2 separate regions of the Homo sapiens genome follow, and region 2 is linked to region 1. The links are chromatin loops, found by intact Hi-C in ENCODE. Cell type or tissue: GM12878. All regions are shown on one strand.

Evidence for each region. Peaks named below come from ENCODE experiments on the same cell type or tissue, not always from the same donor. Only the 100,000 strongest peaks of a DNase experiment are listed, where the experiment ranks them.
Region 2: a loop joins it to region 1, with 3 times the contacts of the local background. A loop is called at or near these places in 4 of 110 quality-filtered maps.

The regions. Positions count from the first base shown.
Region 1 is chr1:192,605,647-192,613,646 of GRCh38, reverse strand. The region is part of intron 2 of LOC105371664 (a long non-coding RNA gene); the gene reads left to right. It overlaps LOC107985241 (a long non-coding RNA gene), which reads right to left and starts at 4,292. Exons shown (of 2, transcript XR_001738348.2): 1 at 3,711-4,292. In GM12878, CTCF peaks have their summits at 3,342 (motif pointing right) and 4,407; a DNase peak (open chromatin) is centred at 4,366; H3K4me3 peaks cover 529 bases; H3K27ac peaks cover 1,254 bases.
Region 2 is chr1:193,118,617-193,126,616 of GRCh38, reverse strand. It overlaps CDC73 (cell division cycle 73), which reads right to left and starts at 4,586. Exons shown (of 17, transcript NM_024529.5): 1 at 4,286-4,586; 2 at 1,400-1,505. The coding sequence starts at 4,416. RefSeq lists enhancers at 4,149-4,198, 3,798-4,442, 4,469-4,538, 4,443-5,089 and a silencer at 4,699-4,778. In GM12878, CTCF peaks have their summits at 4,235 and 4,676 (motif pointing right); a DNase peak (open chromatin) is centred at 4,626; H3K4me3 peaks cover 3,849 bases; H3K27ac peaks cover 2,526 bases.

The DNA.
Region 1 (8,000 bases):
TAAATCAGAGGGAAAGGAATAGTACACAGGTAAAAGCACAAATTAATGAAATAAAAACAACTGTCATAATTTAATAGAAAAGGAATACAAAAAGGGTTAAGAAACAAATTTGTTTCTACGTAAAAATAAGGAAGTCTTTCTGACAAAAGTGATATAGTAGAAATAGAGAGATGACCTTTAACAATATTAGGGATAAGAAAAGGTCATGGCTACAGATCTACAGTTCTAATAGATATGAAACAGAATCACAGGAGAATACTATGACCAAAAAATAAATGGTCATATTTCTACAAAAATGTCACTTAGCTGACAAAAAATAATTAGAAAATCTGAATAGATCTTTAACTATTATGGGAATTAAATGAAAATTTGAATATTTTCATCTCCTAGTGCATCAGCACACCTCCTCCTATGCCCCTATCTTCATCCACACTCACAAAACCACAAATCCAGCTCCAGCTAATTTTAGAGGAACCTTAATCAACTATGCAAAGGACAGGAAATCCAAATATGACATAAACTTTCCAAAGAATAGAAAATGAGTGTATCTCTAAACACATTTTATGAAACTAGTAAAACCTCTATATCAAAACCGAAGAAAGACAACATGAGAAAGGAAAATTATAGGCTCATCTTTAATATGCAAAAGAATACATTAGAACTAAATTGGGCTTGTTTTAGAATGCAAAGAAGTTTTACTATTATAAAATATTTTAGTGTATTTCATCGCATTAATAGATGAAAGTCATGTGATTATCCCAATAAGTGCAGAAAAAGTATTTGATAAATATGCAATACTGATTTACAATAAAGAAGACTAGGAATAAAGGAGAAATCCCTGAATCCTGTGAAGAGTTTCTACCAAAAACTTACAGCAAATGTCATATTAAGAATAAAACCTTTGAAGTACTGTCCTATTACTGTCATTGTTTCTATTAAATGTTTGCTGGAGGCCACACCTAGTGCAAAGTGCAAACAAGTATAACTATTAGCAGTGAAGAGACAAAATTATTATTGTCATAGGGAAGGCCTATCAGCTTACTAAGAAAATCTAAAAAGAACATATAGGCAAATTACTTGACACTAAAGAAAGTTTAATTACGCTGTTGAAATACAAGATTAACACGTAAAAATAATCTGCTTTTCTTTATATAGCATAAGCAAAGATAAAATATAGCTTAAACCATAGCATTTAAAATTGTGATAAAATTATATGGAACCTAGGAATAAATTTAACAAGAGATGTGCAAGAGTTTCTAGAGAAAACTTAGTAGTTTCATGAAACAGAGAACCTAAATAAATAAGGAGCTATATTATGTTCATGGAGGAAAATATTATAAATATAACTCTGTCTTCATTAACCTATACATTCAATGTAATTCCAAGCAAAATTACAGTAGAGCAATTTCCTTTGACTTTGACAAGTTCTTGCTATAATTCATACCTCAAAAAAGAGTAAAAAATAATTAAGACATTTTCCAAAATGGTGGAGAGAACCGATATCCAGGTTTACTCTAAAATTGTAGAAATTAAAATGGTATAATATCTGTGCAAGTAAAGACAAATAGAAAAATGTACAGCACAGAACAGCCCTACTCATATGGAAAAATAAAATACTACAGAGGTGAAAATCAGAGCACAATATGGATTATTCAATAGATTGATGCTGGGATGACCGATTATCTATATAGAAAAAAAAGCCCATGACCTCAGATACCAGCCTTACATTATACCCAAAACAATGGGTTAAAGGCAAAAATATTAAAGATTTAATTAAAAAATTAGTACAGAACCTGTTATGACCCTGAGCTACAGAAAGATTTCTTAAAGAAAAACTAAGGTATAAAACTTAAAGAAAAAGATTGGTAAATTTTACTACATTGAAATTAACAACTTCTGTACAAACAAATTGCAGAAGAATATTTACTTATATAAACATTTATATAATGTTTTAAAACATGTAAACCCGTACATGTATTGCTCCTGGTTATATGTAATAAAAATATAAAGACATGCAGGTGGATTATAAACTCTAAATATAGATAGTGATTTCTGATAGAGATGGAGGCAGGGGATAGGTATATGGGGTCTTAATTGTCTGTGCAGTATTCCATTTTTACTAAATAAAATATGACAAAATGTTAAGATTACAAAAATAAGTGATAGATCCATGGGTGTTTTACATATTGACTTACAATTTTTTCTATGCTTGAAATATTTAATAATCCACTTTTTTTAAAAAAAGAAAAAAATGAAAACTGAAATATAAGAAGAGAAAGATGGCAAGACAAAGATGGTAAGAATTTACGTGTGTGTGTGTGTGTGTGTGTGTGTGTGTGTGTGTGTGTGTGTTGGGGGTGCCTAGTGCGGAGAGGGAGGGATAACTATAAAATGAGTTCAAACGTTCAAACTATCAGGACTAGAGCTCTTCAGATGTAGACAGTGGAAGTCTGTGAGAAGACTTAATAGAATTATGCAAAATTATAAATTTCTAGAATAAAGTGAAAAATATATGCTTATTAAATATTAAGGAAAGATGCTAGTGGTTCCTTTTTCATTTTAGTGAAGCAACTTGAGGAAGCATTCAAAATTAATATCATTTTGTTCAATAGCTAATGAAATTACCAAACATTTCAAGATTGGGACTATAAATGAATTAAATATTAAGTACATATTATGAATTTATGATCTAAAAGAAAATATATGTGTCAGAAAAGCTGATATATATTAAACCTTGAATTCAGAATGGAGCATTTCATATTCTGTTGTGTTAGGAACAGGTGCCTAGATGAGGAAGGCCATGTGACTGACAGCAATTTGTAGAGTCTCACATAAGAAATTGCTCAAAAGGCCTGTAAATTCTGACCTTCTCATGTTACTAATTATAGAATTGAGGCACAGAGAGATTGCACAATTTGCTCAAGGACACAACTAATTTGAGGCACAATCAGGACTATAAATCTATGATTTCCATCCCAGGAATTTCACGTTAAGTGATTCTGCCTTACATTTTTATAAATTTAGAGGGTTAACTGATTACAATGCCTACATTCACTTTGAACTTGCATAATGTTATTTTCTTCCTTTTTAACTATGATTGATAGCTAATATATTATCTGACGATGTAAGTACAATTTTTAAAAAGTGGTCTTTCTTAATTACAGTTAACTTTTTTCAGAGTTTCTTTGTGACAGGAAAGAGAAATTTGATATATTTATTTTACTTTAAAAATGTGCCAAAATCCACAAAAGGAAACATTATCACTGTATTTATTTTAAAAAAATTAAAAATCATTTATATTGGTCAAATTGGGGATTTCAAAATATGCCCATTAGCCACTAGGTGTCATCATAGGCCATTGTAATTAAAAGCCAGTATGTAATTTCCTTGAAAAGTTAATAGCAAAATTTTTGCCGAAATATTGACCCTTTTATAGATCTAGATACATAACTCTATATTAATATATTTAATAAATATACTAGGGATAAAAAATATATTTAAATAAATATAAATCAAATGTTTTTATATTTGTATTGAATATAGTAATATTCTATATTTAAGCACTAGGTGGAAAGATTAATCAGAAATAGATTTCACATAGTTATTATCATAGCCCATGAATAAGAACTTATGATTATAGTACTGACGATTTTAGTGACGTAAACACTATGTTTAATCAATGTTAACTAAAATGACAACATTTGTCTTACCTTGGGATTCCACTTGCATGTTGCTTTGTCACGAAAGAGAAGGTTGCGGGTAGACACAAGATCAGCCGCTATTGGTTCTGTTTCAGGGTGGTGGAGGAACATCAGAGGCAATAGTTCTGCAGGCTTGAAGGACATTATTGGGCCTGGCTGACTGGAAGCAAATCAGGCATCTATTTACCCCTGTATGCCACTTTGTGATACTATGCTTCCAACTTATACAAAGGTTTGTTTTCTTCAAGTAAGATGTGAACTTGCTGGTTCTTGGCTGAACATGAAGGTGTTAGTTTTTAGAATGGATCTGTCATATTCCCCATGGACTTTGAGTATTTAGTCACTTGTTTCAGAAAAGGAAACAAGGACAGAAAAAGAGGTTTTGGGTTCTCTTCATCTCTACCATGGCATTTTTTGGTTCCTGTTTGTCATTCAATTTTATTTCTCAGTACCGAAACTTCTTGAAGAATCCCCTACCTTATAATATGGAGCCCATCTCCCATTACATAAATAAAAAATTACAAATGTTTCAGCCTTTCTTTTAGCTATGACATGGGCACATGCCATAGTACCTGCCAATCAGATGTGTCTGTGGCAGGATGTGAATCGAAAGTTAGTTACATGAAAAAGAGGAACTGCAGAATGCTGCCGGCGAGAGTGGTGAGGAGGTGACAGCTACAACCCACGTCAGTGCTGTGGGATCCAGTAGCAGCAGATGGTGCTTGGTGTCTGGGGTTTTGGCTCTGAAAGCAGCAGTGTGTGTGCCCAGCGGTGGTGGTGATGCCAATTTGTGGGACAGTTTCGCAGCAGGATTTGGGAGGAGGTTTCCAACTTCTGGGCCTCCTAGAGATGATGAGAACTATCCAATAGTCTTCTAATACATAAATTCCTTTCATGCTTAATTACATTTTTGTCTTGCATTATTTTTGCTGTAATAGTAAAGAATTCCTAACTTATATACTTCCCATTTCCAAAGCAGAAAAACACGATGCCTACATTGTGATAAAATAAGGCCTATCATTCTTTCTTACTTTCCAAATTATCCATAAATTTCCCTCTTTTCTGCCAATGATGAGCTGGATAAAATGGTGGTGGCAGTTGTGGTGGAGGCGGAGGTGGTGGTGGTGGTGGTGTGTGCAATGTATGGTTTATGAGAGTGTGTAAATTTGACAACAGGGAAGATTTCTGCCATTAGGGAGATGTCAAAGACCCAGGTGCTGCCCTTGATATTTATTTTGGGTTTGTTTAAGTGTCATGTCTTTTCTTCATCCCTTAGAGCAGCATACACAAGTTATAGCACCAGTAGCCAGGGAATGTCACAAGTTTTATGTAGAACAGTGGATGAACATAAATAAGGGCTCTGAGTACTTGCCCATCAGCAGTAATAGGTTGCAAATGCCAGCAGATCTGTTGGAGACCTACTCTGTACATTAAAAGCACCTGAACCTCAGACCTTGAATTCAAATATCTCATTATATGTATATTTTTACTATGATGTAGATACCCATTGTCTTATTGTTGGAAATGGGCTGGTTTTTTTTTTTTTTTAGAGCATTTTGGTTAGGAGCATTGGGACCTGATAGAAATGAGTTAAATTCCAGTGTTGGCATTTAGTTGCTGGGTGACTTCCAGCATGAGTTACTTAAACTTATGTAAAAATGAATTTTTAATTACACAAATAAAACACAAAACTATTTTCTTTATGAAATGTAAACAATTGCAGATAAGTCTAAATAAAGCTTGTGACACTTCTTTAGCACCCCAGTGCCTGACGTTCCCCAGAGGCAAACACTATCTCCCTTTTCCTCATCTGTAAAATAACTATAATGATACCTATAATACCTACTTGACAGGCTTGTGGTACGGCTCCCTGACTCAGCAAACCAAATTAGAATGCCTTCCCTGATCTTCCAGACGAGCTCAGATAGCCTTGCTTTATGATCCCATGACAGACACTCTGTACTTCTTGATAGCAAATTTACAACGGTTATTTATGTTTTTAATTACAGTAGAGTATTATTTACCTAGCACATTCAGGATTTGGTGTATACATGATTGATGATATATCCAGAGTTTAGATAACCTTAATCCCAAAGCACAGAAGAATAGGGAATAAAAAGGATGTTTTGGCCTGCAATATATGTATTCCATGCCAAATGTATGTTTGTGTGAGTGTGTGTGTGTGTGTGTGTGTGTGTGTGTATACATATATATATTTGCATTATTGTTGCCCTCAACAGTTGAGGAAATATGAATATCAATTCAATAACCTATGTATCTAAAAAATTAAAATTTCTCATCTCCTCTTACTTAATTTCAAAACCTGGTTGTTCTGGGGTTTCCATATAACTGTGGTATTAAGGCAGGAAGAGATCACCTGGTTGCCATCCTCTGTTTATGCTGGAGTCCCTCCACACCACCTTCTTGTTCTGTTGGTTGAGCTACTTTGATGGCCTTGTCATCTCTGATCCTGTAGAGTCTTCAGTTGCTGGCCCAGTTGGGTCATTGCTGAATGCTCCTTGTCTCTGACGAAAACCCCTTTGAGTCCAGTCCTCTAGCAATTTCCATGCTCTTCCATGGCTCGAGCAGTGGAGCCTTCTACAGCTTCCCAAGTCCAGCTGTCTAGAGACCCCATGTAGTTCTTCTTTCTCTGCTATGCCTGCATTGTGATGGGGTGGAGAATCTCTGCCAAATATGCTGCTTTTTCAGCTCTACCCAGAACTTTCTTATTTATTTATTTATTTTGAGGCAGGATCTCTCTTTGTCACCCAGGCTGGAGTGCAGTGGCACGATCTTGTCTCATTACAGCCTTGACCTCCTGGGCTCAAGCAATCCTCCCCCTTCAGCCTCCCAGAGAGCTGGAACTACAGGTGTGCGCCACCATACCTGGATAATTTTTTGTGTTTTTTGTAGAGACAGAGTTTTGCCATGTTGCCAAGTACCCAGCACTTTCTGTCAGCACCTGGATTCTTAGAACTACCTGGCTGTTTTGTAATATTCCTCCCCTGGGATAAATCCCATTTGGCAGGTTGGGCAATTTGTACTTGTTTTCCATTCTCCTTGAAATGCTCTTCTCATAAAAACACAAAGCTCACCTCTCCAGTTCCTTCAGGTTCCAGCATTGTCTCATCACAGGGACTTTCCCTGAACACACTTATGTAAACCTTCTCCATGTCCATATTCTCTATGCCTTTAACCCCTATTATTTTTATTTTAGTATTTATTGCTGATTGATTTCTATTTCTTTTTTCCTCACTTTCTCTCTATTTTTATTATTATCACTATTATTATCTGTTTCCCCAAGATAATACAAATAATTAAGTTGCAGAAGTTGATAGGATTTGAATGTAGCTCTGTTTGTCTTCAAGTAGATGCTCTATCTGGGACAATACACTGCATGTGTTAAACCCTTTGAATACTCTAAAACACTGTCAAAAACTCATAAACCCACAATAGTAATGACTTTTTAACCAATACAACTGACCAAATATTCATGAGTCTTTGTCACATTTTCTTCATTAATACAGTAAGTAACTAAAGTGGCAAAGTACATGCATCCATTAGAGACACAGTCTAGGTAGGAATTCCAGTATGAAAAATACTGGCCTCCCTGCTTGAGACTGAGTCTAGGGTAGGCAGAATGCCCACCACCCAGATAGACAAGCAATACAGAGATCTCCACTAAGAGGTTTCTGGTCCATGCCGTTTTGCAGCTCCTTCCTTCCTTCCTTCCTTCCCTCCTTCCTTCCTTCCCTCCTTCCTTCCTTCCCTCCTTCCCTCCTTCCTTCCCTCCTTCCCTCCTTCCTTCCTTCCCTCCTTCCCTCCTTCCTTCCTTCCCCCTTCCTTCCTTCCTTCCCTTCTTCCTTCCTCCCTCCTTCTTTTTTCTTTCTTTCTTTCTTTCTCTCTCTCTCTTTCTTTCTCTCTTTCCTTCCTACTTTCCTTTCTTCCTTCCTTCATTCCTCCCTCCCTCCCTCCCTCTTCTTTCTTTCTCTCTATTTCCTTCCTTCCTTCCCTCCCTCTTTCTTTCTTTCTTTCTTTCTTTCTTTCTTTCTTTCTTTCTTTCTGTCTGTCTGTCTGTCTGTCTGTCTGTCTTTCTTTCTTTCTGTCTTTCTTTCTTTCTCTCTTTCCCCCTCCCTCCTCCTCCCTCCCTCTCTCCTCTCTCTTTCTCTCATTCTCTTTCTCCCCCTCCCTCCCTTCCTCCTTCCATCTGTCTCTCTTTCTTTCTGTATTTCATGTAAGACAGGATTTTCTATATTGCTCAGGCTAGTCTCAAACTTCTGGCCTCAAGTAGTCCTTCTG
Region 2 (8,000 bases), 510 kb before region 1:
TTTATGTTCAACTCTACCAAAAATAATCTGAGGGAAAAGCTCATTTAAAAAAATTAAATATCTTTTAGGCCATTTTATGTGGGCATTATAGTACTTTTCCATGTCATACAGCTATCCTATCCAAATAACTCTGAATCTTATTTACTTATCAATTATAATATACTGCTATAATTTAGGTCTTAATGATACTTCCCTACAGATGAAGAATCTCATCATCATAGTTTATGAAATTAGTTCTTTTCAAGTTGTTTCCAAATATTTCCTCTGAGTAATAAATTTTCAAACACTGAGAAAGCAAGCAAAACTAAAAACAAATGAACTTCTCCAGAGTACTAAAACAGCTGCACAAAACTGATTAAGAAACAATTTTTTTAAATGTCTGCTAATCTTAATCCTTACAACCAAAAAAAGTTTTCTTGAGATTAAACTAGAGTTCTGAAGTAACAGGGTCCTTCCACAGGCTTACAAGTTTTTCTAAACATCTCTATAAATACTTTTAGCGTTTCGGGTTTTCTTTTTCTTGAGATGGCATCTCACTATGTTGCCCAGGCTGGTCTTGATCTCCTAGGCTCAAGCAACCCTACCGCCTTAGAGTCCCAAGTAGCTGGGATTACCAGCGTGCACTAAGAAGCCTGGCTCTATAAATCCCTTTAAAACTTCCTTTGTTATAAACATTACCCACACTTTACATGAAAAAATATCACAGATTAAAAAGTCTGTGTAAGTCACACAGTCACCTAATTTTGACTCTCCTGGAGACACTCATACAAACCTTTCATTCTTTTGATTTGAAACCCATGAGGGAAGCTATCCATTCCAAATGATACCTACTACCACGAAGCCAAAAAAAAAAAAAATGTGTTAATACAAAAATTAGCCCGGCATGGTGGGCCATGCCTATAGTCCCAGTTTCTCAGGAGACTGAGGTGGGAGGCTGGCTTGAGCCCGAGAAGTAGAGGGTACAGTAAGCCGAGATCACACCACTGCACTCCAGCTTAGGCAACAGAGCCAGATCCTATCTCAAAAAAAAAAAAAAAGTTTTAAAATGAATTATTGGCCAGGCACAGTGATTCATGCCAGTAATCCCAGCACTTCGGGAGGCCGAGGCAGGAGGATCCACTGAGGGTAGGAGTTCAAGACCAGCCTAGGCAACACAGCAAGACCCCCTCATCTTTAACAACAACAAAAAAAATTAGCCAGATACGGTGGCACAGGCCTGCAGTCCTGGCTACTTGAAGGCAGAGGTGGGAAGATCACTTGAGCCTAGGAGTTCGAGGCTGCAATGAGCTATGATCACACCACTGCACCCTAGCCCGGGCAACAAGGCCAGACCCTGTCTCTTAAATAAATAAAAATAAAACTGATAAATAGATAGATAAGTAAAATGAATTCTACTTACAGCTGCACGTCGGACATAAACAGGATGAGAAAGGTGCACGTTATTAAGTAGAAATAAAATGGAATCCAATGTGTAGTACTCTCTGGGTTGGCCTTCCTTTCCAGTCCTGAAATAATTAAGGCAAGATTTTTTTTACTGACAATTCTAATTCAACTCTTCAGGCTGGATTCATTTATATAAACAACTTTGCTAACAACAATGAGTTTAACATAGCTAACAAAAAAAAAGTATAAAATCTAATAATGAATAGACTGTCATGATCACAAAAGAAACACAAAGGAAGGCAATGACAAAAAGCAAGAAGTAGGGAAAATACAAAAAATTCATACTCTAAGGTACTACAAACTTTTTAGAATTAGGCCCAAATTAGGCTCTGGGCTTTACCAATAGAGAAATCTAACCAGATCCATATCGAAGAGGATCCATAAGAGAAAACAATTACACTGCTTAGAAGAAGCACAATTATCACTGGTGCTAAATGTAAAAGAAATTTATCCTATGGCTCTTGATAAATAAGATACTGCTGAACAACATCCTTCACATTCTTACAGTAAACACAACACTGAATTTCAGGGGTATGACTGTTATGGCATCCCTCAAATTAGACCAATAATGTAAAACCAAAATGCTATTCTACCTGTGATAAAACAATGTAGTCTACTAACGGTGCAAGATCTCTAATGCAGGTACTAATATTACCTCATTCCAATCCTACCCTTCCTTCTACACTTTCCCCTTCTATATCTTTGAATCCATCTGAATATGGTCCACTATAATCAGCCCTAAACCTACTTTTCTACCTTCTAGTCCCATTTTTCCTCTAAACCAATGTATTTCAAACCACACACCATCAATTATTGTACTATGAAACCCAATAAATAGTTAACAACCATATTTTTTCTATTTTCAGAATAGAAAAGAACAGAAAAATAAAATGCACTGCATACAATAAGAAGAGTAAGTATTGTTTAGTGTTTTATATGTGTATATATTTCCATGTGCATGTGCACATATAGAAAATAAAAACAATTTCTTGGTGTGATAAACTGCTGAAAAAGTTTAAAATCTACTGTGATAAGCACTCCTTTTTCACTGGCTTCACTGGATTGCTGTCAACACATTTACTTTCCAGTTCTTTATGCCTTTAAGCATACAGCCTTTAAGTATACAGTTCACTCATCTTGGAAGACTTAACCCATCATTTAGCCCAGAGAATTCCTACCTATTCTTTAAAGCTTGTTTGTTCATTCATTCATTCATTCAAGAAAACTTTGTTGGATGTGAACTTGCCAAAGACAATTCTATGGAACCTTCTCCTAAATAACCCCAACTAGAAGTGACTGCTGTCTTCAAAAGCTATTGTAGAAAGCATTTCACATCAACTTATAGAAAGCATTTCACATCAACTTATCTGTTTAATCTCCTCTATTCAGACTAAGTTAACCTCCTTTGAGGTAGAAACCAGAGTCTTAGGAATTTTTTTAATCCTCAGATTGAACCACTTCACACCCTAGGTACTCCTTAGCCATTGTCTAAAAAAAAAAAAATTCACTAAAAATCCAACCACATGTAATTCTACCTATGCAAATTATTCGAAAGGGTAAAATACCAGAAACTCAGAATGTCATTTGATCAACATTTTATAAAGCTAATTAAATCATAAGACAAAAAAATTTTAAAACCAACCAATAGGCAGGGCGCCGTGGCTCACGCCTGTAATCCAAGCACTTTGGGAAGTGGAGGCGGGCAGATTATTTGAGGTCAGGAGTTCGAGACCAGCCTGACCAACACGGTGAAACCACATCTCTACTAAACTACATAAATTAGCCGGCCATGGTGGCGGGGGCCTGCAACCTCAGCTACTCAGGAGGCTGAGGCAAGAGAATCACTTGAACCCAGGAGGCAAAGATTGCAGTGAGCCAAGATCGCGCCACTGCACTCCAGCCTGGGCGACAGAGCAAGACTCCCTCTCAAAAATAAATAAATAAATACCAACCAACAAACTAAATTTCCCTAGTTTTTCATCGACTCTTCATAAAGCTTCCATTCAAAGAAACAAAATGAGTAGGGAAGTTGTAGCTCAAGGTTCTAATTCTAGAAGCGATGCACCAATGACAGTGACATCATTAAAAAGGCCCCTAATGACTGTTAGAGCCGTCTCTAGAAGTTTTCCTGAATGACTTAAACTGATAAAACTTCACATGGACCAACATTCCCAAACATTTCCCTTTAAAATACACTTCCGAAAAATCACACGCACCATCTATTTCTTAGATCTGTAAAGCTCACTCATTTCACCAACTCCTGAAGACCTCTCTAACACAGACTTTTATGACTCTTCCAAATTCACCAAATTTCTTTCCGGTCCTAACTTCAGGGTTGATTCCCTTTTCTCTTCTACAGGAATCACCCCCACCCCAACAATGAAAGGAGATGAAATAAACCAGGAGTTGCAAAGACCAGCGGAGATAGTTACATAGCAGCCTGGAAAAGAGAAAAAAAAAATAAAGAACAAAAAGAGGCGTCTACGGCACCAGACGGTGTGCTCCTTTGTGCACCTATGTTCAGGTATCCCTTGCGCACCAGTCCCACACTTCGCTGGTACACATACCTACTGATAAAAATTAACTGTAAAAGTCAGAAACTCCCACGGTACCTTTCCTTTGGGCTTCTCAAAAATTTTAAGTGATGAACTGCTCTAGAGCTCCGCCCCTTCTTTCCTTACCCTAAAAGTGCAACTTCTGCTCTAGAGAGAAACTTTCTTTTCCCCGAACACCCGTTTTATCCCATCCCCAGGGGAAACGGGGGGAGGGGTTAAGAAAGAGGTCGCCTGGGGGCGCCCAACTCTGCCCTGCCACCCCTGGGCCACAGCCATGCCGGACTTACCCCCAAACAACATAGTTGGTCTTCACATTCTTGGGCCAGGAGAACTCCCCGAAGATCACTTCGTCTCCCTTCACCACAATCTCCTTCTTCTGGATGTTGTACTGTCGCAGGACGCTAAGCACGTCCGCCATCTTCCCCCCCCTCGCCTCCGCCGGCTCGGGGCGCCGCCGCTGCCGCCGCGCCTGCCTCCTTCTTCTCTTGTCGCCTCGCCCTCTTCCTCCTCCTCCTTCGCCGCCGCGACGAACCAACAGCAGCAGCACTAACAGCCGTCCTCGCCTACGACAGCAGCAGGGGCAGTAGCCACCCAGGCCGCCGAGGACCCCGCGCTGTAAGGCAAGGCCCCGCCGCCGGCTGCCCGCGGAGAACGCCTGACTGCGCCCCTCCAGCGAGGCACATCCGCCGCCAGGGGGAGCCGCGACCGCCTGGAAAAGTGCCCCTCCCAGACTTCAGCTGGGCACGGAGCCCACTCACTCGCTGAAACGCTGAGCGCTGGGGCACCGCGCCCACGTACGGCGCACGTACGGGGAACTTTGCCGGGCGCGCGCGCGCGGAGCACGTACCCAGTACCCCGCGGCGCGCACCAAGCGGCGTCAGGTGCGCGCGTACCTGAGCAGTGGGTCAGCACTTCCATCCCCAGCACGTGCACTGAGTATTTAACGAACTGTCTCGGGTGCGACCAGAGGCTCCCCCGGGTCCCTGCTTTGGCCGGGATGGAATTCGGCAAGGATTTGCGGAACACTAGAATTACCTTCCTATTTAGATCGGACCCAGGCCTAGCCAAAGACCTCTAGGACTTAGTGATCCGGAGAAGCCCTTTTGAAAGAGTGGGGCTCTTGGGGTTGGGGTTGGGGTTTTTTGTTTGCTTTTGATGTGGAAAAGAACGAGTTTTGGTTTTTTGTTGGTTTTGAGTGGAAAAGACCGAGTCCAGAAAAAAAAAAAAACAGTTCTGGGCACTGCTCGTCAAGTTACATAGCTTCTCACAGCATCAATTGGTTAATGAAGAAAATGGGGTTAATACGAAGATAAGGTAAACGCGCCTAGCAAGTCAATAAAATATCCTAAATGTTGGATCCTCCCTCTTCATTCTTTGGATGATGACTTTTTCCATCGCGGTCCCTTCTCCCCGCCAATCCCGAAGGGCTATATTCAAAAGGCTGTGTTCCAAGATGTAAATGGGAAAGTTGCCCTAACAGAAACCCCAAACGGTCCAATTTAGAACACTTCCAGACTACCCAATTTTTTAAATGGTACTCAGAAGTCTCAGTGGTGTCCTTGACATGCGTTTTGAGACGGTTAAGATAAGTTCAATATACTATGGCCAACCAAACACATCCTATGGGATTGTTTTTTTTCTTTTACCATGTCAGAAGGAAAAAAGAGGCAACTTTGTGTTTGACATAACCAAATTCCTTGACCTGTTTTGAAAAAAGTCAATCTTTTCACAACGCAGAGGACTACAGATACAGAAGTGTGTGGTTCATTTCCGATATGATCTGTAGCCATTCTGCAACTGTTAGTTTGTGAAATTTTTTTCTGTTCCACCAATGTTTTCACCCCGTAGTATTCTCCTGAATCTCACCCCAAGCACACACATTATAAAGAAATGGCTACAATTACCTATCCCCACATTCTCTATTCATACCTGTGTCAGAGCACTCAGTACCATATTACTTCCCTTTATAGTTTATTTGCCTGCATCCACAAAACTGAAACACCATAGATCTGTGTCCTCATATCCTACTGTCTAACATTATTTGGTACATATTAGTAATAAATGGATGAATTCAATAAATTGATGGAAGCTCCTAGTAAATATCGAGTTAATACATGGATAGAGGCTTCTAATAAATGTTGAAGTAATGAATGGAAAGATAAGCTCAAGGAAGCCAAGATTTCATGATTAGGAGGCTCGACTATAGTCCCTTCAAACGATACTTAATTTTATTTCATACTCAAATAATGATTAAAGTCTCTCTTTTCAGAGAAATTATGTTTTTTAGGTTAATGAATTTTAAAAAGTGGTAAGATAAGTCATTAGTAAGTTGTTGCTTTTAACAGTTAAAGCATTGAAATTTGTAGATCATTTTTTTCCTGACCAGCCTGGGCAACATACCTAGACCCTGTGTCTACAGAAGCAATTGTAGATCATTTTTGTTTTTATCTAAGTACCCTTATAATTGCCCTACCAATACTGGTTCATTGGAGGATGTCAAAATACAATAAAAGGCAAGATTAGTGGTAGAGCTGAAAAATTAGAAAATTAATTAGAAAAAAACAGAAAAATAGTCTGGTTTCTTTGTCTTGGGCAAAAGCAGTCCACATCTCCAGATATTAGCTCCTGAAGAATTCCTAAAAAATCTTTAGTTTTATGTCTTCTGTTAGAGTAAATGCCCAGCAATCAGAAGAAAGTGGTATGTCTTTTTAGTTGGAAACGATGGATCCAACATCATTACCTTGGAGTTTAAACCACTACCTCAATTGCTAACAGTACCCAATAAGGTTCTTTCCACCAGTGCCCAAGGACAGTTTTATTCTGGTTCCTTTTCCAAAGGACCAAATTGCCAGGTTTTAGATCAATCAAAGTCTGCTTAGGTAAGTATTTTGGAAATGCACTTGAACCTACTAGGGATAATTCGGCAGGTAGCATAAGTCTCATGAAGCATTTATTTATATTACTCTGTAATGGTAGAACGTAGGATTGGAAGTAAAATTTTCAAATACATGGGTAGGGGGAGGCTGTTAATTCAAGAAGAGATAATCTGTGGGTCCCAGAAGGGGTTGATTTATTGTCATCAATCAATCATGACTAATGGCAATTTGAAGGGCCATGAAATTTGTTTTTCGAAACTGTTGATAATTTTAGTTTTAGGACTCTGTTAGTTCTCTTTACTTTTCCTAAAGTTTGGGGGAAATCAGTGTGTGGAGTTATAGCTCCCTAGCAAGGAAAAGCCTCAGTCCATCCAGAGAGTAAGCAAACAACAACCCAGACATAGTCATAGTTTATTCCAGGGAATTATTATGGGTTGGGTACTTAATTATGGGTTAATTATTTACTTGATGTCTTTGATATATATAGGTTTATTCAGATTGTCCATTTCTTCTTGTGTGAGTTTTGGCAGATTGTGTCTTTCAAGGGGTTCCATTTTATCTAGGTTATGAAATTAGTGGGATATAGTTGTTCACAGCATTTGTTATTATCCTTTTAATGTTCATGTCATCTGTAGAAATGTCCCCTCTTTTATTTCTGATTTTAGTAATTTGTGTCTTCTCTCTTCTTAGCGTGACTAAGAGGTTCATTGATTTCATTGATCTTTTCAAAGAACCAGCTTTTGGTGTGATTACTGATTTTTTTACTTTCAGTTTTACCAGTTTATGCTTAACTTTTATTATTTCTCTTCTTTTGCTTACTTTAGATTTAATTTGCTCTTCTTTTTCTAGTTTCCTGAGGTAGAAGTTTAGATTATTGATTTTTAGGTCTTTCTTCTTTTCTAATATATACATTCAATGCTACAAATTTCCCTCTAAACACTACTTCGCTTCCTCCCATACACTTTGGTAAGTTATGTTTTTATTTTCTTGCAGCTCAAAATATTTTAAAATTTATCTTGAGATTTCTTCTTTGACTCATGTTATTTAGAAATGTATTGTTTAAACTCGACATATTTTAGAATTTTCTCGCTATCTTCCTATTATTGATTTCTAGTTTAGTTTCATT